Linked DNA regions of Homo sapiens: regions 1 and 3 are each linked to region 2. Evidence: chromatin loops called from intact Hi-C (ENCODE). Cell type or tissue: heart right ventricle. All regions are shown on one strand.

Evidence for each region. Hi-C counts contacts between places; a loop is a spot of excess contacts. Peaks named below come from ENCODE experiments on the same cell type or tissue, not always from the same donor. Only the 100,000 strongest peaks of a DNase experiment are listed, where the experiment ranks them.
Region 1: it touches region 2 in a loop (2.1-fold over the local background); 3 of 110 quality-filtered maps call a loop at or near these places.
Region 3: it touches region 2 in a loop (14-fold over the local background); 105 of 110 quality-filtered maps call a loop at or near these places.

What each region holds. Positions count from the first base shown.
Region 1 is chr2:30,561,734-30,569,733 of GRCh38, forward strand. LCLAT1 (lysocardiolipin acyltransferase 1) reads left to right here. Exons shown (of 6, transcript NM_001002257.3): 4 at 413-559; 5 at 6,327-6,443. Among named protein-coding and RNA genes, the nearest start is that of LCLAT1, 120 kb to the left of the region's middle. In heart right ventricle, no CTCF peak of the experiment used is centred here; a DNase peak (open chromatin) is centred at 4,248; H3K27ac peaks cover 3,108 bases.
Region 2 is chr2:30,703,365-30,711,364 of GRCh38, forward strand. No RefSeq gene overlaps it. Among named protein-coding and RNA genes, the nearest start is that of CAPN13, 100 kb to the right of the region's middle. In heart right ventricle, CTCF peaks have their summits at 3,834 (motif pointing left) and 5,664; DNase peaks (open chromatin) are centred at 3,507, 3,797, 5,237 and 7,927; H3K27ac peaks cover 1,146 bases.
Region 3 is chr2:30,204,189-30,212,188 of GRCh38, forward strand. It overlaps the pseudogene H3P5. Among named protein-coding and RNA genes, the nearest start is that of SNORA10B, 21 kb to the left of the region's middle. RefSeq lists a silencer at 4,420-4,644. In heart right ventricle, CTCF peaks have their summits at 4,359 (motif pointing right) and 4,563; a DNase peak (open chromatin) is centred at 4,393; H3K27ac peaks cover 1,241 bases.

The DNA of each region.
Region 1 (8,000 bases), 140 kb before region 2:
ACGACAGTCTTTTGCTTACTGCTCTGTAAGCTGTCAGAACACATTCTTTTATCTCCTGTAGATATCTTGGTTAAAATATCTGTTTAGTTAGGATTGTTAAAATTTTGGATAAGTTAGTGATAAATACTAAGGAAAAATTCTTTCCTTAATATTTTAATAGCTAGTTTTCGCTTGAAAAGATAATTTTGAGAATTTTGCAAACCTCAGGATTACCAAATCTCTTTTAGGATATTCTCTTATATATATGTTAGTTATTTAACCCAAGATCAGTGCTGAATTTATGCTATATCATGAAATGTTTACAATAATAAATAATATATAGTAAAACCAGAAAACTGAAATATTGTATTCAATAATATGTGGATATTGGCAATAAAATTATAGGTAAATTTTATTGTTAAATTGATTCTAGGTTGGGCCATGCAGGCTGCTGCCTATATCTTCATTCATAGGAAATGGAAGGATGACAAGAGCCATTTCGAAGACATGATTGATTACTTTTGTGATATTCACGAACCACTTCAACTCCTCATATTCCCAGAAGGGACTGATCTCACAGGTAATGTAGCCTGGGTTTGGCAAAGTTAGAAATCATGTAGTCTAAACTTCTCATTTCTCAGATGAAGTAACTGAACACCAACAAGAATAATGGCTCTTCCAGGTGTGGTGGTCCATCCCTGGAATCCTAGCTACTCAGGAGGCTGAGACTGGAAGATGGATTGAGTCCAGAAGTTTGAGACCAGCCTGAGCTACATAGCGAGACTTCATCTCAAAAAAACAAAACAAAACAAAACAGAAAAATTAATGGCTCATCCCTAAGGTCACTCAGTTAATCAATAGCATGTCAGGACTCAGAACTCTTGGTTTCTAGCCCATTGAATTTATAGTAGGCAACTCCAAGCGGTCATATTATTCATACTTGCCATCTTTGAACTTTATATTTTAAGCCTCAGAATATATTTTAAAATATCAGGCTTTTATCTTTATGTAAGTGTAATTTTAAAATCATGTTTTAGGTTAATGTTTATCCTCCCCTACCTGTTGTTTATATTCTCTTATCCTCTTCTAAGGTATTTATTTATCCATTAGACCCTTCCTACTCCTCAGCGTCTTCCTCATAAGAAAAAGATCTGATAGTAACTAATTTCAGTTATTGTTGATTTACGTTAATAGGTTACCTTTCTCCTGATATTTAAGCCCTATCCTTGCTACAAGCAGGAATAGCTTTGCCCTTCTTCAAGAAAACTCAGCCATCATTGAGTTGTAGCAAGGACACAGGAAGACATGTTTATAACTTTTCGGCCTTCCTAAATATTAAACTTTTTTTTTTTTTCTTTTTTGAGCCTGTCATCTAGGCTGGAGTGCAGTGGCATGATCATGGTTCACTACAGCCTTGAACTCCTGGGCTCAAGCTTATAGTGTCTGGGACTGCACCCGATACTACCACCACACCTGGCTACCAGATTTTAAACCATATAGGCCAGGAATTGCCAATGGATTTCAAGAAAGTCTTAAAAAGACTGAAAACAAAATACTCAACAGTCTGTCATCCTTACTAAATCAGTAGTTTTCACACTTTTTAAACCATGGATTATTTTTGCAGATGAAGCCTTCTATCAAGGATGTTAGATAATAAGATGGATAAAAGCAGAACTGCTCTGGTTGATACTGGGAGGGGTGATGGTGGGGGCATAGCTTAGACAGAAAGTATTTCTGTAGAATCTTTGGACTCAAAAGACTAAAATGTACCTTTGATAGTCCCGATAACTTCAAGAGAAATACAGCAGAATTTGAGAAGGATTCAGTGGATCTTACAGCTCTGCTGTGTAAGGGAAGACAGGCTGAAGCAGGAGAGAACTGAAGTCTAAAATCTGTAGTAGTATGGGCAGGTAGAACATGAACTTAACTTTCAAATTTTTGGTAATAGACTAAGAAGGGCAACCCTTGGAATTTAAGAGAGGAGAACAGGTAAATAAACATACTATTCATACTGTGCACATAATAATTTATGGAACTCATTATTACAAAAGAGAGTTCAAGATGAAAAATAGACATTACATACATATTTAAGCAAGTGAATAGGTGACTGAGCCATAATAGGTTGTTAAGGGAAATTAAGGTATTTTAGGATTTACTATAGGTAGCAATGAAGGGATCTTTGACACATCTATTGCAGATGGAACTGAGCTAAATGAACGGTGGCACTTTTTTTATACTAGTCAGATCTCTAAAATGTATGCCAACTGTGTAGTATATTTTTGATTTTTTACAGTTGAGATTCTAGAAGTGGTTGGATCACAGAGGATAATACTGAGGATAATAATGGCTGCTTGTTGAAGCTTGAAAATATATTATTGTAAGTTGTAAGTTGATTTCCAGAACTAAATTATCATTAGGAAATTATAAGTGACAGGTGGCCATATTTAAATTTTATAATATTTAGAATGTATAATACCTAAATTTTGATATTGAAATATCAGCTTTATTTAATAAATATAGAGTATAGAAAGCCATTCACTGAAATGATAGGTTTATATTTGTGAATGCGAAAATGTACACCAAAGAATGCCAACTTTGAAAGTTATTTGGTAAATAAAAACTAATGAAAGAAAGGTCATATGTTACTGCTACATTAGTGTTAATATGTTCATACATTAGACCTTCAGAGTCATAAAATGTATATGTAAAACTTTTTTCATTCTGTATTTGTTCTCAGGTTTCTTTTTGTAGGTGATGAACTCTCCATCTAGTTGCATAATTTTGGAGTCCATAGTGCTCACCATTACATGATGTAGTTGCATATATATTTTAAATGCAAATGATGTTTACCTTTGAAGCTAGACTTTGCCAAGGAGAAAAAACAGACTGATCCTGAAGTTTTAAACATTTTTTTAACAGTAGAATACAGATAATTTTATTGAGTTGGTAAAAAATCATTTTAAAAAATAGGCTAACAAAATATCTCCAGTTTGGAAAAAGTATCTGTTAATTAAAAGGTGTTTAGTTACTACCATACTTAACCTTAAACTGGGTTTTTCAGCCCAGTGAGACTGTTTTATAATTTAAGTCCTGAATCTAGCTTGCATGTACATTTAAATTAGTGCATTTAAATCTAACTTTACATATATTCTATCTTCATATTTTATTGTTGGTTATAACTTTTTAATGGAAGCAATATATGTTAATTTGGGAAAATTTGGAAACATAGAAGTATGCACAAAACTTGCTATAATCCCACTGCCCATAAGTGAACACTATTTTAATTTTGGTCCATTTCTTTTGAGTCATTTTGGTCACACACAGACATATGTGCACCCATACATATGTCTTCGTTATTCTTGGGTTAGGGAGTTCTATATTGTATTGGCATATTAGTTAGGGTTCTCTAGAGAAAGAGAACCAGTAGGATGTGTATATATAGAAAGAGGTTGAGATTTATTTTAAGGAATTGGCTCTTACAGTTGTGGAGGTTTGGTAAGTCCACGATCTGTAGGGTAGGGTGGCAGAGTGGAGATCCCGGGAAGTAGTCGAAGTTCAAGGCCAAAGGCAGTCTAGAGGCAGAATTCTTTCTTCCTTGTTGGGGAGAGGAGGGCACTTCTGTCTTTTTCTGTTAAGGTCTTCATTCACCTGATTTGATGGGGCCTACTCCCATTGTGGAGGGTCATCTGCTGTACTCAGTCTACTAATTTAAATATTAGTCTCTTCTAAAAAATACCTTCCCAGAAACATCTAGAATAATATTTGATGAGATACCTGAGTATCGTGGCCTATTAAAGTTGACATATAAAATTAGCCATCACAATTAGTATGTGATAATTTTGAGTTCCATTTCCCTGATTTGGAAAGATTCTAACAATTATGTTATTGCATATAACATAACACCTATATACATAAAACTTATTCTTTTTAATACATATATGAGTGCCTGGATCTTTATCCCTACTCTCACGAAGTTTACGTTCTGTGAGGAAAGACAGATGATAAACTAATAAGTTAATAAAAATATGTCAGTCATAAGTGCTATGCAGAAAAATAAGGCAGGATAAGGAGAGAGAGAGAGTCATAGAAGGGGTGTAGGGTGCTGTTTTGTTTAAGGTGGTTAGGGAAAGCCTCTCTGTTAAGTTTCTGTTTAAGTAGGGACTAAATGAACAAAGCAGAAAAGCGTGCAGCTGTATGGGTGAAAGGCATTCTGGGTGAAGGGAGGAGCAGCAACTGCACCGATCCTGAGGTGGGAACATGCCCAGCTGGTTTGAGAATAGCTGCTAGTAGTCCCATGGGCGGAAGGAGTGTAGGAGTGGGAGAATTACAGGGAGTAACGTGACAAGACAGGAGGCTGTGGTCAGAAAGTGGGATGCTAGTGCAATAACAGAGTCTGGGGATGAGTAGATGAAGTAGGGGGTAGATGGAAAAGTCTACATCTCTAATCTCTCTGTATTTCTGATCATTTTTACCGTCCCACATTGTGACTGTTTGTTTTAGAGCTGTTTATACTTGTACTCACATTCTACAACAGTTCAGTTTTGCTTTCAGAATCCCCAGAGTTTTATAAACTGAAAGACCAAACTAAAGGGTAGTTACTACTCATCTTTGTGGTGTCTATGGGATTCCTAATCCCATTTAAGGTCCTGTCAGCTGTCTATAATATAAATATTGTTTTGTAGCCCCATGCCCAGGATATCCTCAAATGAATATGAGAGGAACTTACTACTCTTCATGTGTAGGGCCTTTACTTTTGACTTGCCCGGCTCAATTCCTTTATCATAAAATGATGTAACACCTTCTATAGGAGTGTTCTTTGAATATTTCAGTGTTGTGGAAGTCGTCTATGGTTTTTGGAGACTTTGAGGACTCCGTGATCTTAAATTTACTCCTAGTAAAGTTGTGTCGATATAGATATTTTTCTTGTGACTTGGAATAATAGTTTATCAATTTCGGAATGCAGCTGAGGATTGCGGGTTCTAACATCTGCTGTCATCAGAAAGTATTTCATGATCTCTCCCAGCAGTTGAGGCCAAATTTCTGAACACTTTACTTTTTCCAAATGTATTTGCTGAATAATGGGTTTGGTTCTTCTTGGAACTTGTAAAGTTACCTCATGGAATGGAAAAAGAAGGTTTTGCCAACAACTGGAACATGTACTTGACTCCGTAACTATATTCAGCCAAACCATGTTCAGATATTTGTACATGATGTGCTAATCATGTGCCCATTTTGTTATGGAGCGGTTTGGGTTAGTAATATTAACATACTCTGTGCCTGAGCAAGGCAGATATTTCAGTTCACATTGAAGGCCTAAATTATTGGATTTTAAAGAATGTTGATCTGATATATTTGATTGCTAGTTATTTCTTCTGGATGTCTAGGTCATTGTATTTTGTTAGTGTCTTAGTTTTATTTTATTAGCATTTTATATTTTAATATTTCAATTTTGTTATATAGGGATTGTTTTATAAAAAAATTTAGTTATTAGCATTTTAATTTTCATTGAATGTTGACTTTCATGAAATCTTTTAAACAAATTAAAAGATATGAATATGAATTTCAGAAAATGTATAAAAATCGATTTATGCCTTTGTTATAATTTTTTTTAATTTCAGTAAGTATAACCGAGCATCTCAGCTTTGAAATGCATTTTAACACTTTTTTTCTTTAGTCTTAGAATATAGCCTCGAAGTGTACTTTGAAACTCTGTTTTCCTTCTGTTTCCACTAGACACTTCCTTGCACCATGTATGCTTATCTACTATATGCTTGCTTAGAAATTCCAGGGGCTAATTTTGAAACAAACCAGGCATGGAGGCCCTGTGGAACCCTCCCACTTGGGGGAGTCATGAACAGTTAGTCCACTACCATCAGGCTAAAGTCAAAGTAATGCCAAGTGGACCTCCGGATGGGCAGTTACCCGAGACAGCCATCAGAACAAGACACACAGACCCTGTGCCATTCAAACATCTCCTACAGCAAGTTTCCTTTTAAAAACACTATGATAAATTTTAAAACTTAAGATGGGACTTTAGAACACTAGTTCACTATCTTCTCAGTTTGCTGGCTCTCTGTTTAAAACCTGCTTTCCCTCCCACCAAACTTGGCCTCTTGTGTTTGGCTTTCGAGCAGCAAATAGCCAAACCTGGGTCTGGTTACATAAGTAGGTCTGGGATCTTGATAATGGACCATCTGCAATGTTTGTATCTTCTCATTTGACTCAGTATTCAGTAATTAGAGAATAATTAACAGCTATTTTTTATCAAAAAAAATTCTGCACTTCTTTCCTTACCTTGTTTATTTCCCTTTAGTTTATGATTTATAATGGTCCATTGTTTTGTTTAGAAAACAGCAAGTCTCGAAGTAATGCATTTGCTGAAAAAAATGGACTTCAGAAATATGAATATGTTTTACATCCAAGAACTACAGGCTTTACTTTTGTGGTAGACCGTCTAAGAGAAGGTAAGCACCCATTTCAAAATGTACTTTTTAATAAAAGTGGCAAAAATTGCTAAGCTTTATATATAGCCCTTTAGAGTTTGTAAAGGATTTTTTACTACTTTGTCTCAAGAAATGAGATATTGTATTTTTATTCCAAGTTGGCCTATGTACTAAAATGTTTTGCCATGTATTTGTTAGAGATATAGAAGAGATCTCTGTAAAAAATTCTTTCCCCTTTTTTGGAACAGACATAACTCTATATTACATATATATATATGTTTGTATATAGAGAGTTAGGCTATAATTCCATTTTAGGATATTTCTCCAAGTGGCAAAAATGTCTTTCTTTCTTTTTTTTTTTTTTTTTTTTGAGATGGAGTCTTGCTCTGTTGCCCAGGTTGGAGTGCAGTGGTGCTATCTCGGCTCACTGCAAGCTCTGCCTCCCAGGTTCCCGCCATTCCCCTGCCTCAGCCTCCCAAGTAGCTGGGACTACAGGTGCCCACCACCACGCCCAGCTAATTTTTTGTATTTTCAGTAGAGAGGGGGTTTCAACATGTTAGCCGGGATGGTCTCGATTTCCTGACCTCGTGATCCAGCAGCCTCAGCCTCCCAAACTGCTGGAATTACAGGCGTGAGCCACGGCGCCCGGCCAAAAATGTCTTAAGAGTATCTTGTCACTTAATCCATTTCTCTAGTAATCATGAATAGCAAAAAAAAAAAAAAAAAAAAGAGAAAAAAAATCTTATCACTTAAACTAACCATATGTTTGGCTCTTAGGGTTTGAGAATATATCATTCTCTTACTATTTTAAGCTATAGAGAAATATAACGATCTGAAAAATAATTTTACTTTAATTATTTCACTCAGTCCACCAAGTAACTGGTTGGTAGGAAGGCAAGTGCCACTACCTCTACTATTTTATAGTTAAATAGAACTGGCATCCAGTGCGGTAAGTACATTTTCACAGGTTACTTGAGTCAGGGATAGAACCTTCTTCTGCTTCCTAATTTGTGGCTCATATCACACTTCTTTCAAACTGTGTCTATTCAGGGGCATATATGAGCAGAAAGTGATTCCGTTGATGATATCGCACCCATTTAAATGCTTAGGTTTTGATGTAAATAAAAACCAATTGTACTTTTTAATTATAGTTCTGCATATTTGCAAGTTTATATATTTATACACATTTGTACATACAAATAACACATATATGAAGAAAAGGTAACTATTCGGAAACATACTGAAGTGTTAATTTTATAACAGTTCAAAGCCCACAGTCAACTAACAGAAGTGTGTTTGCACATTTCTGCTCTTCACTCTGATTTCCAGTAAGCCATATTGTGTAATGGTGATCTCTGTGACAAATGTCACCTTCATCTGGTAACTGATATATTTTCATAAAACTGTTGTGCATAACATGAAAAGTCTTGAACCATTATGTAAGAAAAGGTATGAAGTTCTTTCCCTAAATGGCATCACTGTTGTTCTCTTTAGGATTTAATATACTTTAAGATAAAAAGTATAACCTGCCAAGATGAAGCATATTTATAACCAAGTACCCATGATTTAAAGAAAGGT
Region 2 (8,000 bases):
TCTGTGTGGAACTTTGAGCTTCCCTGCAACACTTTTCCCCTGAACCCGGAGAGAGGTCTGATCATATTTCTCACCCTCCTGCTTTCTTGTGAGCATCTAGTGTGGTCTATGGAGAAGAGATTGCAATGGACCGTGGATTCCCCTTATGTCTACAACTCCCAAGGGGTCTATACGATTATACAGCCCCCACATATTTGTTAGGAAGTTTGGCTGAATTCTTTCCAGTTTGTATGGAGTCTGACATGTAAGCAAGTACCTGTGTTCTGTCTCCCTTTGGAGGTGCCTGCTTTTTCTTACATTTTGGGTTAGTTTGTTACTCGCAATCCCAGTTCTCTGATGAGATCAAGAAAAGTCATTTTGCAGATTGTTGGCTTTTTCTTTTGGTAAGGATGACAGCAACGCTCTTTGCAGCTTTCTACACCCTAAGCAGGAGCCAGAAATCCACAGCTTTGGAGTTTAAGAGTCTTGGAGCTTACTTGTTAGGTAATCTTTAAAAATGTTATTTGTATTTTTACTTTTTGGATTCTTTGAGAGTACAGATTATTCTATGTATAGTTAAAGCAGAAGAATAACATACACCTTTGTTTTATCTCATGCAATGATTTTCTTTTTGTTGTTTGTTCTTATACATTTTTAAATTTAAGTCTTGAATAGGATGCACAATTACGTGGTTCAAAATTCAAAAGAGTATGCAATAAACGTCTCCATCCCATCCCTATTCTCTGGCCACCTGGTTCTAGGAAGCCAGTGTTACTTGTTTCTTATTATCCTCTCAGAAATATCTTGTGCAATTACAAGAAAATACCTCCGTGTCCTCTCCCCAATTATTTTTACACTAAATGGTAGCATACTTTGCATGCTGTTCTGTTTTCTTGTTTTTTAAATTCACTTAGCAATATGTTTCGAAGACCTTTCCTGATCAACACAAAGAATTTTCTAATTTTCATAACTCTATAATATTCCACAGTATGGGTACAACATTAGTTTAATCACATACTATTTATTTAACTGCCCATTGATGGATATTTAGGTTGTTTACTGCCTTTGACACTGTTAACAATCAGTACTATAAGCTTACTTCCCTTATCTGCAGAGATAATCTGTAGCATAAATTCTTGCTCATGAAATTTCTAGGCCTAAGGGTATGTGCATTTGTATTATGAATATTGCCATATTGCCCTTTCCAGGCACTACACTAATTTAGAGTCTCCCCTAAAATGCATAGGAGTGCCCGTTTCCTATACCTTTGCCAAAATAGAACATTCCCAAACTTTTGGATCTTTGCCAATCTGGTAGGGCAAAAATAGTATCTCTGTGCAGTTTTAATTTACATTTATCTTAATAAGAGTTGAGCCGGATGACTTTACATTGGCTAAAGATACAGTTTTTATTTCTCTTTCTGTTCTCCAGAGCCCAGAATGCCTCAGAGATTCCCATGGGGTTTGGGAGAGACAAGCCCAGGAGCAGGCATTATCATTCCCTCTGCCTCTCCCAGATTCAGCCAAGCAGTTCTGTTTTCACTTTTTAAATATGTATTGGAGTTCCCGCATAAAGTTTTATTGTGAGCAAAATGTTTCTGTTATATTTAAATAGAAAATTATTGATTGAAGGCAATGCATTTTTAAATCACTTTTGATAGCTGATTAGGGAGAAAGACCCCATTCCTTGCCTCCTTGCATGTCAGTTTCCTTAGAGGAACTCCAGGGAATAGAGTGCTGAGGATTTCTAGGCTGAGAGAGGAGAAAGATGTCGGTCACATTCATTATGACACATTTCTGAGGAAATTGAAGCCATGGCCTTGTGTATCTGACACACAAGCTGCCAGGACACACACTCAGGTAACCGTCTCTGGGACGTAATCTCACAGTGCAGCTGGAGAAGGATGTGCTTGTGTGTCCCTAGGAGGGGCAGCTCCTCGATGACCAGGATGAGGTCCTGAGCTTTGGCCTAAGCAAAGCATGATCCCAGAAAAGGCCTGGAACCATCTATCCTGGAGAGGGTGAGTTTTGTTTTCATTTTTTTCCCAGTGTAGCATGGCCGTAGGAAAGGAAAAAGGATTTCATGATCAGGCCAACACCTAGGAAGAGATAAGAGAGCAGCTACAGAGTTCGGAGGGGAGGAGGAGAGAGCTCAGGGGCAGGAGGCCAGGGCACCGGCATAAATCCCCGAGAGGGACCTGAACTTGAACTCTCACAGGGTGCTAGAGCCAATCTTATCTCATTCTTGGGGGCAGTGGGAACCCTGCTGATTTGTGGGTCACAAAATATATACTGTAACTGTGCTCAAAGATTAAATAAATTACCCCAGTTTACAGAGTTACCTTACCCAGCCCCTCTGCTTCTCCCCTGCCACCCGCCTGAGGCTGTGGCTTCCCCCACTGCCTGGGCACTGCTGGGACCACCCTCTCTGTTCTGGCTGGGAGGCAGATGCCACCCCTCCCCAGCTCCTGCCTCCCTGGCCCTGTGTAGCCATATCTCGAATCTCTCCTCTGTTCAGCGCACCTTCTTACAGCTCCAGGTTCTTGGACCCCTTCCCAGTCAGAATTGTTGAGGGACAGGGAGTCCCCAGAACCTGCAAAGCCCACAGTGGGCTCGGCTTGCTGAAGAACTGCCCCCCATCACATCTCTCAGCCTTTGTGAGCAACTGCGTACCCTGGGGTGACCCCTTTAGAGGCGGGTGAGATCGGAGTCCTTGAGGGGTGGGGGTGGCAGGTAGATACTCTAGGTAACATAGCTAACTGATTCTGATTTCTTTAACCTCATTGGATATATTACCTTGGTAACTCCTCATTGCATGCCTTCGAGGTACGACTAATGTTATCCCTGTTTAAGAGAGGAGGAAACTGAGGCCCTAACTTCAAATATGAGGATCCCTCTGAGAGTCAATCAGCATGGAGACGCCAGGGGACTGGGGCTTCTCAGCTGATGGCCAGCAAGCCCTATCCAGAGACCACTGGGCACAGACCTAAGGCCTCTCCCTGGCCAACTTTAAAGTGAGACCCCTAGGAGGGAGGAAAGCAGATCAAAGTTGAGTGGGACAAGCTGGTGGTCACAGACATGCTGCTCTGGCCTGGACCAGCTCAAGAGGCCCCAGCAGGGACACACATCTGCACATGTGCCTCCCCAGGGACCTTTGAGAATAAGGGGATTAGAGGTCACCAAGCAGCAAATGTGATTGCTAAAGGACCTCACTAAAAGAAGAGGATTAGCTGGGGATTTGGAGGAAGTTTCCACAAATCACTTTGGTTCCTGGTAGCAAAGATTACTTGGGGATCAGAAGAGGTCCCACTGGGCAAGGCAGAAAGAGACAAGTCATGGGATGCTTCCCTGAGGTTGCCAAGACCCTCCAGGGAGCCCAGGCTGAGGCTCAAGTCAGTGCTGGGGCCGTGGCTGACGAGCCACTCCCGGAGACTGGGCTCTGTGGGAAGGAGCCCTTCCTAGGAGCCCGATCCTGGGGCTAGTCCCCTCGCCCCTTGGCCTCACTTTCCTACCTGCCAGGTGAGATGCTGGAACCCACTCGGAGGCTCCAGCGCAGTGGGCAGGTGCCCCAGCCGGCAGGTAGTGGAGACTGGCTTTGATTCCTGGCTCCACTCCCACTAGTGGCTCCTCCCACCCGAGCCCACCTTTCATCCATATACGATGTGGATAACTGTTTCCTGCAGAAGGTCCTAAGGATGAAAATAAGGTGTTTAAGTGCTCCTCACTTGGCTATCATGGTGACAGCTCAGGTTAGTGTCACCCAAGGAGTGTCACCCAAGGGTCCTGCCCGCTCACAGTTTTGAAGTGACAGCCTGAGGAGGAGGGCTGTGGCTCCATGGCCCCATGCTGCCACCTGGAGGTCACAGGGAAGGGAATACAATGATAGAGATGGTGATGAAAATGAGCAACATGATGATGATGATAGTAGCCAATAGAGGCAAGTTCTTACCTAGGCACGACCTAACGCTTTATACGGTTTATCTCATCCAAGGACGAGATTCCAACTATCTTGTTAAATAAAGTGGCTCAGCTATTTATGTGGCCAGAGACATGACCTGTGTCATTCTATATAATACTTACAACGACCCTGTCAGAGAGAGATTTATTCTCTCTGCTAAATAGATACAGGGCAACAAGGTTCAGAGACGGTAAGTTACTTCCCAAGGTCACACAGCAAGTCAATGGCAGAGCTAAGATTGAAATTATATCTGTTTGAAGCCAAAACTCATACATGTCCCTCCACATCCTGTGCCTCCCCCAGAGATCTGGTTCCTCAACAGGCTCTGGGCCAGGGGACGGGTCTGGCAGGGAGAACAGGTGTGGCTGTGGAGGGAAGTTCAAGGGAACTCAAGAGCTGTGGTCCAGGAAGTATCCATGTTTGTCCCGGCTTCATGCTACCCTCCTTTTGCAAGGAGGCAGGTGATTGACCAGTATCAGCCAGATCCTGAGGGCAAGATCACAGCCTTGCAGACTTCAAAGCTATCCAGGCACTTTCCAAGCAAACATTCATGTTCACAAAGTCTATAGAAATGTAGATTCGCAGGCAGAACTCAGGAGGAAAAGTGCCATCTCCCATGATTAAGAAAACATTTCCATTTTTATCTGTATATTTCGTGTCTGCATGTTTTATATTTCTCCAATGCATTTAAAATATATTATTTTAGCCATGCACGGTGGCTCACGCCTGTAATCCCAGCACTTTGGGAGGCTGAGGCGGGCGGATCACAAGGTCAGGAGATCGAGACCATCGTGGCTAACACGGTGAAACCGCATCTCTACTAAAAATACAAAAAATTAGCTGGGCATGGTAGCGGGCGCCTGTAATCCCAGTTACTCAGGAGGCTGAGGCAGGAGAATGGCGTGAACTCGGGAGGCGGAGCTTGCAATGAGCCGAGATCATGCTAGTGCACTCCAGCCTGGGCGACAGAGTGAGACACCGTCTCAAAAAACAAAAACAAAAACAAAAACAAAAAAAATCATATCACATTGAAAGGACCCTCAGGGATTATCTGGCTCAAGGATAGCACTCAGTGACATATTCAGTGAAGGAAGAGAGAAAAGCTGGCCTGGGGAAACAGAGGCACAGAGAAGGGAGAGATGTTCTCAAAGTCACACAGCCACAGAATGGGGCCTGAAATGCAGGTCTGCAGACACCAGCCTGTTCTCTTCCTGCTCGGCTGAATGGCACCCATAATGGCTGCAGGGTCCACCCAGTGGGAGGAGAGGCCAGTGTGCCTGGTGAGATCATTGTGGAGCAGATGAGGACTTGAGAGCCGGGGCATAGCCCAGCCAGATTTGTGCTTTTGCCAAATAGCCAAGTCCTCTCCCATTTCTTCTGTTGGCTCTGAGAAGATCTGTCGGCTCTGAGAAGATCTGTCTGCTAGAGAGGGAGGGAGGGGCTGATCCTAGGCCTGGGCCTGTTATTCTTTCTTGAGTCATCTTTGCTGCCCTATCTCCTGAGTACTAGCAAGATCATCTGGTCCTCAGTTCTTTCACCTATCCCCACCCCGGAGGAGATGAGATGTGCTAGAAGTGAGCATCTGTCACTGCCCTCAGCCTCCTCCTGGGTTTCAGGAGGGTGATAGCCCCTCATTCAGCTACCATGGACCACACTGTGCACCAAAGACCGCGCTGGGTGCATTGACATTATCTTATTCAATTCTCACAGCAACCTCAAGAGGCAGTATTCCCAACTCCCTGCCTTTTAGATACACTTGATTTTTTCAAAACGGTTTTAGGTTCACAGCAAGGCTGAGCAGAAAGTACAGAGAGTTCCTGTATACCCTCTGCCCCCACATATGCACAGCCTCCCCGTGGCCAGCATCCCACACCAGAGTGGCACATGTGATAAAATCAGTGAGTCTATGTCTATACAGCATGATCACTCACAGTCCGAAGGTTTTTCTTCACTCTTGGTGACGTACAATCTGTGGGTTTGGACAAGTGGTAGTATTTTAAAATGCCCACTTGACAGAGGAGAGCAGCTAGGCCCCGAGGTTAGGGTCAGGGTTGAACAGCTGGGAGGTAGGTGGCAGGGATGGAGCCTTGATGGGTGGAGGAAAGGCTTCATGCTAACAAGCTCTCTCGGCCCCAGGACCCCATGGAAATGTCAATATTGTACCTGGTTTCCCAAATGAAAATCAAATAGGGCACATGGGTCTGCTTAATGGGTGATGAAGTTCCAGTGGCTCCAACAGAGGTAAAATTGATTCATATTTGTCAGGCTGGGAAACGGGAGAACTAGGCTCCAGGACCTCCTGGCCTCTTGCCTGGCAGCTCCTTTAGGCATATTTTTGGACAGGCCACACAGCTTCCTACTGAGGGCTCGCGAGGCAACAGGCGCAAGCTGGCCCCTGGAGATCAACCTGGGCAAGGCAGAGCTGCTGCTTTTGAGGTGCTCATAGCCTCGTGGAGTCACAGACGCATATGAGCTCGTTTTGGCCTGGAGTCAGCCCATGCTCACCGAGTTTTCTGCTTATTGCACTGGATGGACAGCATGGCATGGAAGAGTTTATAGGACTGAACAGGCTGGCACTTGAGACATTTCTGAGTTTTCCCCTTTTCTAGATGTGAGTTTACAGCTGGCCATTCCTACAGTGACTCATGAAAGCTGATGAGATATTTTGATATTGACGAGGTGACACAATTATTATTGAGATGGATCACTGTACCTTACAAAGGCACCATCCAGGTTTCCTGTCAATCTCTCTCACTCTCATCTCTAGACTCCTAGGCCCTCCTGGCAGGCAGTGCTGAAGCAGCCCTTCCCAGCCCAGGACAGCAGATGCTTAGCCCCTCTCGGGACTGGCCGGCTCTCCCTTGAGCAGGCACGCCTGGGCCAGGAGCTGTCTTCCTCTCCCAGAGCTGTGTGGGCCAATGGAAAGAGCATGGCTTTGGAGTACAACCAACCCGCACTCTGCTCCTTGTGTCTTCATGGCCTGGGGCAAGACCCTCCATTTCCTCATCTGAGCATTCTGGTATTAATCCTTGTAAGGGAGTTTAAGGGCTGGAGACAATGGAGCCTAATTCCTGTACATGACAGGTGCTCAAAAGCTGGTGGCTCCCATTCTGAGCTAAGTGAAGTTACCTGTGGCATGCTCTCACTCTGAAATACCTCCTGTCCAAAAATATGTCTACAGGGGCTGCCAGGCAAGAGGCCAAGGGGTCCTGGAGCCTAGTTCTCTCATCTCCCGGCCTGACAAATATGAATCAATTTCACCTCTGTTAGAGCCATTGCAACTTTATCACCCATAAAGCAGATCCGTGTGCCGTATTTGATTTTCATTTGGAAAATCAGGTACAATATTGACCTTCCCATGGGGCGCTGGGGCCAAGAGAGCTTGTTAGCATGACGCCCCTCCTCCACCCATCAAAGCCTCGGCAGCTCCTCACTTTCCACTCCTAGCCCAGTGGAGATTGGTGCTCTTCTCTTGCAGTATACTAGAGTCCTCTGGGGAGTTTATTAAATGCAGATTCTAAGTCCCCCTAAATTTACTAAATTGGACTCTGCAGAGGTAGGCCCAGGAAAGCATTTTCACCAACTTTCCCAGTGATTCTGGCTTGAGAATCATGCCCTTAGGACACCTACGGGGCACCTGCCTCACCGCCTCTCCAAGGCAAAGTCCAGGAACCAATGCTGGGAAGGCTTATGTGATTTAATAGAGAAGAAGAGGCTGGGAGAGGGAGAACAAAATTGTACTGTCCTTAACCCTTTACAGTGACAGGTACTGCTAGCTTGATGTAGAAACACATACTCTTTACTTTTTTTTTTTTTTCTGAGACAGAGTCTCACTCTGTTGCCCAGGCTGGAGTGCAGTGGTGTGATCTCTGTTCACTGCAGCCTCCGCCTCCTGGATTCAAGTGATTCTCATGCCTCAGCCTCCCGAGTAGCTGGGATTACAGGTGCCCGCCACCAGGCCCAGCTAACTTTTGTATTTTTAGTAGAGACAGGGTTTCATCATGTTGGCCAGGCTGGTCTTGAAGTCCTGACCTCAGGTGATCTGCCTGCCTTGGCCTCCCCAA
Region 3 (8,000 bases), 500 kb before region 2:
GAAAAGAAAAAATGGAGACTCGAATTGGGTGCTTTTTAATCCCTGGATGCAGAGGCAGGTATGGTATGGCAAGGAAAAGATCACTGACCTTAGATTTTCTACAAGCCCTGACCTTAGATTTTCTTATTACTTCTTTGAACTTGGGAATGGTACTCATTGCCTCTGAGCTTCAGCTTCCTATTCTGTAAAATGAGCAGTTGCCTACCTTGCAGGGTTCTAGTTAGGAGTGGCAGGGGGAATGCTTGCAAAAGACCTAGTGCCGCACTTGACCCACAAGAGGACTCTTGAACACCAGCTGTAACATCCACCCCTTTTGCTTCTGTTGCCTCTTCTGGGAGCCCTGACGGGAAAACCCAGTGAGGTTGAGGATACAGGGGTTTGTGGGAGACCTCCGTCTCTGGAACGAATCCCCCACTCCTCCATCATGCCCACCACACTGGCTGCTTGATTTCTCTGCCACACTCTAGCTTTTCTCTCTGAAAAACAACTTGCCAGTAACACAGCAAGAAGGCTCAGGGCTCTGAACTATTGTGTGCATCCCAGGTGGACTCAGTCCCCAGATGGAAGAAGGACAAGTCTCCATCTCAGAGACAGGGAGTGGGAAGGTAACTGGAATTTTACCTGTGCAAAGTGCCCTACATCCAGGTGATATTTCATCCTGCTCTGTTCCTTCGTAAAGGTCTCCAGCGAGCAGAAGGGTTCCATGAGCCTTACTCCTCTGGTCCCAGGCCTTGCCAGGCACATGTTGCTTTTCCCTGGGAGTAGGGCTGGGCACTCCTGCCTCCCCATGCCCATCAGCCATGGGGTTCCCTTTAAAGGCTCTGGATTGAGCACAGTCACCTCTAATGGGACCATGGAGGACCAGCCCAGCAACCTAGAGCTGCTTCCCAGGCTGCCTGGGAATCATTTCATTTTCTATTTGCAGAATCACAGATGTTGACTTTTGATCTCTTCCTCTCTCCCTTGGGGGCCTCAAATCAGTGATGACAGCTATTTCATTTCTTTTTAATTTTTTTTCTTTTCCCTATAAAGAGAAAAGGTCAGAAAGGGCTCAGAAAGGTTTTGAAAATATTGGAAGAGCTACATACTGGCTACTGGAATGCAAAAGAAAAGCTCTAGCCCTCTCTATGGAAAGCTCATGGCAATGACCAGGCAGAGGCTGGGGTGGGCACTCTTTAAGGCAGTAATGTTAACCTTTAGTGTGTCTGTAAATCATTCAGGAGTCTTGTTATTAATACAATGCAAATTCAGATTCAATAGGTCTAATGCACTCCCAGGCAAGGTCCATGCTGCCAGCCCAGAACCATGCTTAGAGGAACAGGTGCTGAGTTTCTTCCTCACCTCCACCTTGCCCCAGTCCTGAATCCTGCAATCTGTAAATGCTCCCTGCTATCTTCATGCAGTTGAGTCTTAACAGGCAAGAAGCCAGCCAAGCGAGAATCTCTCAGCAGACACTTTAATCAAATTAAAACCCACATTTAGATTTTTATCACTTTTGATCATTTAAACAGAAGAACTTTCAGATATATATAGATTTCCAAAGAAGGGATCACAAGAGGACACTCAGGTGAGGGGTGGGGAGTTGGTGGCAGTGTTGGGGGGGCTTTCTTCTCTCACCCCATTCTATCCCCTTTGACTTATTCATTTCTTTTAAATAGCATTTGGCTCAACTATTATGATCTTATGCTGAACCTTTTGCCATCCCATGAATGGGCAAGCCTCTGTATACCCAGTGAAAATTACCTTTTTCTTTCCATAGGTCCCAGTTGCTTTTTTTTTTTTTTTTTTGAGTCAGAGTTTCATTCTGTCACCCAGGCTATAGTGTAGTAATGTTATCTTGGCTCACTGCAACCTCCTGGATTCAAGTGATTCTCCTGCCTCAACCTCCTAAGGAGCTGGGACTACAGGCGTGTGCCACCATGTCAGGCTAATTTTTGTATTTTTTAGTAGAGATGGGGTTTTGCCACATTGGCCAGGTTCGTCTCGAACTCCTGACCTCAAGTGATCCACCCTCCTCAGCCTCCCAAAATGCTGGGATTACAGATGTAAGCCACCACACCCGGCCTCCCACCTCCCAGTTACTTTTATAAAAATTTTTCTATGTGTTTTGCTCATGTGAACACAACTTAAAATGCATTCTATGATAACTCAAACATAATAAGATGGATAAATATTGTGTATTAGAAAGCAATGTCCATTTTCTAAAATGATTCACTGCATCATGCCATAAGCGATGAGCCCTTTCTGGGTCTTTAACCATCAAAAAGTGACTCTCAGGGATTCAGACCTAATTGGCCTGAGGAGGGACTCAGGCACTAATATTTTTTAAAAGCTCTGAAAATGATTCTAATGTACACTCAGGTTTCAATACCACTAGACTAAATGATGTCAAATTGCTAACTTGAAACCATTCCGATGCCTCGCTATACATTTAAATTCCACACGCATTTTTGAGTGCTTGTCATATACCAGGCACTATGTGGGCTCCTGAGATATGAGCAGATCAGCCGCAGCTTCTGCCTTCAGGGTATGCACAGTCTAGCAGGGGAGATTTTAAAAAGCAGAATTAATTCTATCTAGAGGCCCCACAAATAGTGAAACAGGGAAATGTTGCCTCTATAAATACAAATAAAAGGAGAGGAGGGAGTGGGGGAACCTGCCCATATCTCCCCCATCATTGCTCTTCCTCTCACTTCCTCCAGAGGGTACAGAACGTGGATTAAACAGGAACACAATGAGTGCAGGGCAGAACCTCAGCTCTCAGATTTGAGCTCTGGAGAGAATGGGCAGGGCCGTGAGCAGCTGAGAGATGGAGCCTTCCAGGCTGGGCGATTTCTTAATGTAGGAATGCAAAACCTGGCCCTCAAGTGGCAAAGGCTAAATTGTGAAATGATTTTCAGCAGCTCCTCCACCAAAAGTGTCAGGTAGCTAAAGTCAGCCTCCTCCTCCCTGTCTGCATGCACTCCAGCTGCCTGCTTTTTGTGCTCTTCCTGCCAGATGCCCTCAGCTGGTCCCTTCACTTATATATTTATTTATTTATTTATTTATTTATTTATTTATTTATTTATTTACTTATTTGAAACAAGGTTTTGCTCTGTCACCCAGGCTGCAGTGCAGTGGTGTGATCTTGGCTCACTGCAACCTCTGGCTCCCGGGTTGAAGCAATTCTCCTGCCTCAGCCTCCCAAGAGGCTGGGATTACAGGCACCTGCTATCACACCCGGCTAATTTTTGTATTTTTAGTAGAGATGGGGTTTCGCCACGTGGGCCAGGCCGGTCTTGAACTCCTGACCTCAAGCAACCTGCCCGCCTCGGCCTCCCAAAGTGCTGGGATTACAGGTGTGAGCCACTACGCTGGTCCCTTCACTAAATCTTTATGCCAGCCTGGCTTACTTGCCCCCCAATTACCTTGCAGGTGTCAATCAGCTGGGCGGGACTTCATACTGAGCATGAGTGGCCAAGAGGGTGTGCAAGAACACCTGCATGGTAAGGTAGGAGACTGTTTCTCCCAGAGAAACTCCAGTGTTGGGGAATTCATGAATGAGATATTTTAATAAATGCAAAATCATGCAGTCCCCAGTCCAAATGAATCCACGGATGAGTAAAGCCAGTGAATTTTGGCAGAAAATAGCATATGACCCAAACCTGCCCCTTCACCTCAATTCTGGGGCTCAGCAGGTGTTGTCAAGTGGAGTTCTCTCCTACTAGGGAGAGGGAGCTTGCTCCCAGGCACAGCTGACCAATGAGGGAATGGGCTGCTTTTTGAGATAATGAATTTCCCACCAGAGGCCTTTTGTAAGGTTTTGGGGCAGGAGTATTTAAGCAATGGAAAGGGTGTTGGCTACTTTTAATGTGCCTTATAAGGAACCTCTTAAAACCACTTTGTGACTGCCTTTAAGTACCTTTCAATTCTACAGTTCTTTGAAATATGTGAACTGAATTCAGGTCTCCTATAAGCAGAGGAATAATGACAGTGGCAACGCTGCAAAGCCATGAATATCAATGAATATTAACTGGGAATTTCCTCAGTCGCAGCTCTGTGACACTCTCAAATACACCCTATCCCTCAAAAATGTGTAGAATTATATTATACGTACTTTACAAATAAGGAAATATGCATAAAGAAGCTGAAAGATTTGCCCAATATCCCACAAAAGACACGTGCTTCAAGTCCAGGTTTCTTGATTTGTAGTCTGATGTTTATAGTATAATATCATAATTTTTATTTTGTTCAGATACAGTAAGAGCTGAAAAAAATCCTTAGAATATGTATCTTCAGGAAAGAAAATGATCTCAAAGAAGAAACAGATTTGGTGGAATTTGATGGCTGGATTAGCTGTCAGGGTAATGCTCATGAGTGGCCAGCAGGGAGCAGAAGCCTGCCATTCTAGCCGCTTACATCCTTTCCAAGCCCGTAGAGGTCTGGAAGTTAGTGCAGGAAAACCATTGAGAGCAAAGCCTAAGAAAGCAGAAGGGAGCCAGTGAGGACTGCTGCAAAGGCTCCTTTCAGGCAGGATGTATCAACAGCAGGGTGCATCTGAAGAAGAGGCTTCCCCCAGGAGGATGCCTCCAGGACCCAGAGGCAGCAAGAAAACTCTGGAACATGCACAAGATTGGAATATCAGCAATCCAAGACTCCAGGAGTCAATCTGCTATTTTCCAGCCCATGACCCTTTCTCTGCATCTGTTTCCCTTCTCAATTTACAGTACATTGCCATTGTCAAGCTGTGCAAAGGCCTTCTCTTGTTTTATTTCATTTTCCTATCATTTCCAGTTTGTGTTCCCATTCCCCCACATATTGTTCTCTTTTTCCCGTTGGTTTGCAAGAGCTCTCTGTATAATCTAGGTGTACATCTCTTGTTGTTTGCAAATATATTCTCCCCAACTGTCACTCAGCTATCTGTAAATTTCACTAAAGAGAAATATGGCTTGTGTTTTCCCACCCTGAGTTCACAAAGATATTCCACATTTCCATCTGGAGTTTAGAATATGATATAAAGTTGACTATGATATAATAAAGTTGAGATACAGCTTTATTTTTCTCCATAGAGTGAGCTAGTTAGAGCCCACCACCAGTCCCCAAGTTCATGTTTTTCTTACTGTTTTGGGGTGCTACCTCTATCATAAGTCAAGTTTTCATATTGAAAAATGGGTTTTATATTTTTGAGCTCTTTAGTTTGTTCTGTATGATTTGCTTGTTTCTGTACCAATACCACATCCTTTACTACCATGGCTTTGTGGTAAGGTCACCTGTCTCTCTCCTCTCCTCTCCTCTCCTCTCCTCTCCTCTCCTCTCCTCTCTTCTCCTCTCTTCTCCTCTCCTCTCCGCTCTGCCCCGCCCTGTCCCTCTTCTCTCCTCTCCTCTCCTCTCTTCTCCTCTCCTCTCTTCTTCTTCCTCTCTCTCTCTTTCTATTAAAAATGGCTTAGTTATTTCTGGATCTTATTTATTTTTGAGACGAAGTCTCACTCTGTCAGGCTAGAGTGCGGTGGCACAGTCACAGCTCACTGCAGCCTCGATCTCCCACGCTCAAGCAATCCTCCTACTTCAGCCTCCTGAGTAGCTGGGACTACAAGCATGTGCCACTATGCCTGGCTAATTTTTAAAATTTTTTTGTAGAGACAGGGTCTCAGTATGTTTCCCAGGCTGGTCTCAAACTCCTGGGCTCAAACAATCCTGCCTTGGCCTCCAAAGTACTGGGATTACAGGTGTGAGCCACTGTACCTGGCCTACTCTGATTCTTAGCATAACCCTGAAATATCCATCTACCTTTATGGTCCTTCTTTATTTTTCTAGTTTTATTGCTTTGGCCAAACCTCTAGGACTATCCCGGAGGGGTGCTTTCAGGCCTGCCACTGTGGCAATGCACAAACTTGGACATTTTCAGAAGTTCACTGAGCTTCAGATTCGCAAACTCTCCTTCCAGAGTCTGGTGCGAGAAACTGCTCAGAACTTCAAAACAGATCGTGCTTCCAGAACACAGCTATTGGTGTTTTGCGGGAAGTGAGGCCTATCTGCTTGGCCTTTTTGAAGACACCAACCTGTGTGCTAGTGGTGCCAAACATGTAACAATTATGCCAAAATATATCCAGCCCGCACTCCAGATATATGGAGGGCATGCTTAAGAATCTGTTATGATGGGGAACATTTCATTCTCAAAAAAAAAAAAAATCTTCTTTCTGTTATTGGTAGTTCTGACCATTAGATTTTCCCCCCCAAGGGATCAAAAGGTACCTAAATATATGATTGCATGTGGAAAAATAGGACAGAAACATCAGGTATTGGCAATTGTCTTAGTCCATGTTGGGCTGCTATAAAGGAATGCCTGGGGCCGGGTAATTTATAAAGAAAAAAGGTTTAATTGGCTCACTATTCTGATGGCTGGAAAGTTCAAGACGGGGCATCTGGTGAGGGCGTCCTGCGGCTTCCGTGTATGGTGGAAGGCAAGGGGAGCCAGCATGTGCAGAGATGACAAGGTGAGAGGAAACAAGAGTTTGTGGGGACCTGGATCTAACAACCAGCTCCGCAGAAACTAATAAGGTGAGAAGTCACTCATCCCCACCGCACCCCCATGCCCAGGGAGGGGATTAATCTATACATGAGGCATCTGCCCCCAGGATCCAAACACCTCCCACTAAGCGCCACCTCCTAACATGGCCACACTGGAAATTAAATTTAAACATGGCCAGGCGTGGTGGCTCACGCCTGTAATCCCAGCACTTTGGGAGGCCGAGGTGGGCGGATCACGAGGTCAGGAGATCGAGACCATCCTGGCTAACATGGTGAAACTCCGTCTCTACTAAAAATACAAAAAATTAGCCGGGCGTGGTGGCAGGCACCTATAGTCCCAGCTGCTTGGGAGGCTGAGGCAGGAAAATGGCGTGAACCGGGGAGGCAGAGGTTGCAGTGAGCCAAGATCGTGCCACTGCACTCCAGCCTGGGCGACAGAGCGAGACTCCGTGTCAAAAAAAAAAAAAAATTCAGCATATCATCAGGTGGGGACAAACAAGCCATATCCAAACCACAGCAGCAGCTTTTCCATTTTCATGTGAATTTTTAATATAAATGTGGGCACATAAAGCATTCAAGAAAGAATGTTTCAGTGAATACGTTTTAGCAGTTCACCTTTATAACAATTATAAATAAACCTGTTAAATTTTTCTGGACAATGTCAGCACTTGAATATTTTTTATAACAAATAAATGTCTTATTGACTAAATGGTATTTGCAGCATTTTTACCATACAGTAGATTCCACGCACTCACTATACTTTTCTGAGCCCTACATGCAAGTACTTTTTTTTTTTTTTTTTTTTGAGACAGAGTTTTGCTGTTGTTGCCCAGGCTGGAGTGCAATGGCGTGATCTGCAACTTCTAACTCCCGGGTTCAAGTGATTCTCCTGCCTCAGCCTCACGAGTAGCTGGGATTACAGGCGTGAGCCTCGCACTCAGCCACAGATACATATTTTTAATGTTGTCTGTCTTCTGTGCAATTCCTGTATGTTTGTTATTAAAATACATTAGGCTATAAATAAATAAATACACTATTGGATACCATCAACATATTTTATTCTGAATTTTCAAATATGAAATAGCCTTATAGTTTTGTGTGTGTGTGTTTCTGCCATCCTCCTCTGACTTTGTAATAAAGATTAGAGCAGTCTTATAGCAAAGGAGGAACTCATTTCTATTTGCTGGGGTAATTTATGTATGTCAAGAGATTATCTATCTTTTTTTTTTTTTTTTTTTTTTTTTTTTTTCTGAGAAGAGTCTCACTCTGTCACCCAGGCTGGAGTGCAACGACATAATCTCAGCTCGTTGCAACCTCCGCCTGCGGGGTTCAAGTGATTCTCCTGCCTCAGCCTCCTGAGTAGCTGGGATTACAGGCATGGGCCACTACACCCGGCTAATTTTTGTATTTTTAGTAGAGACAGGGTTTCACTATGTTGGCCAGGCTGGTCTTGAACTCCTGATCTTGTGATCCACCCACCTTGGCCTTCCAAA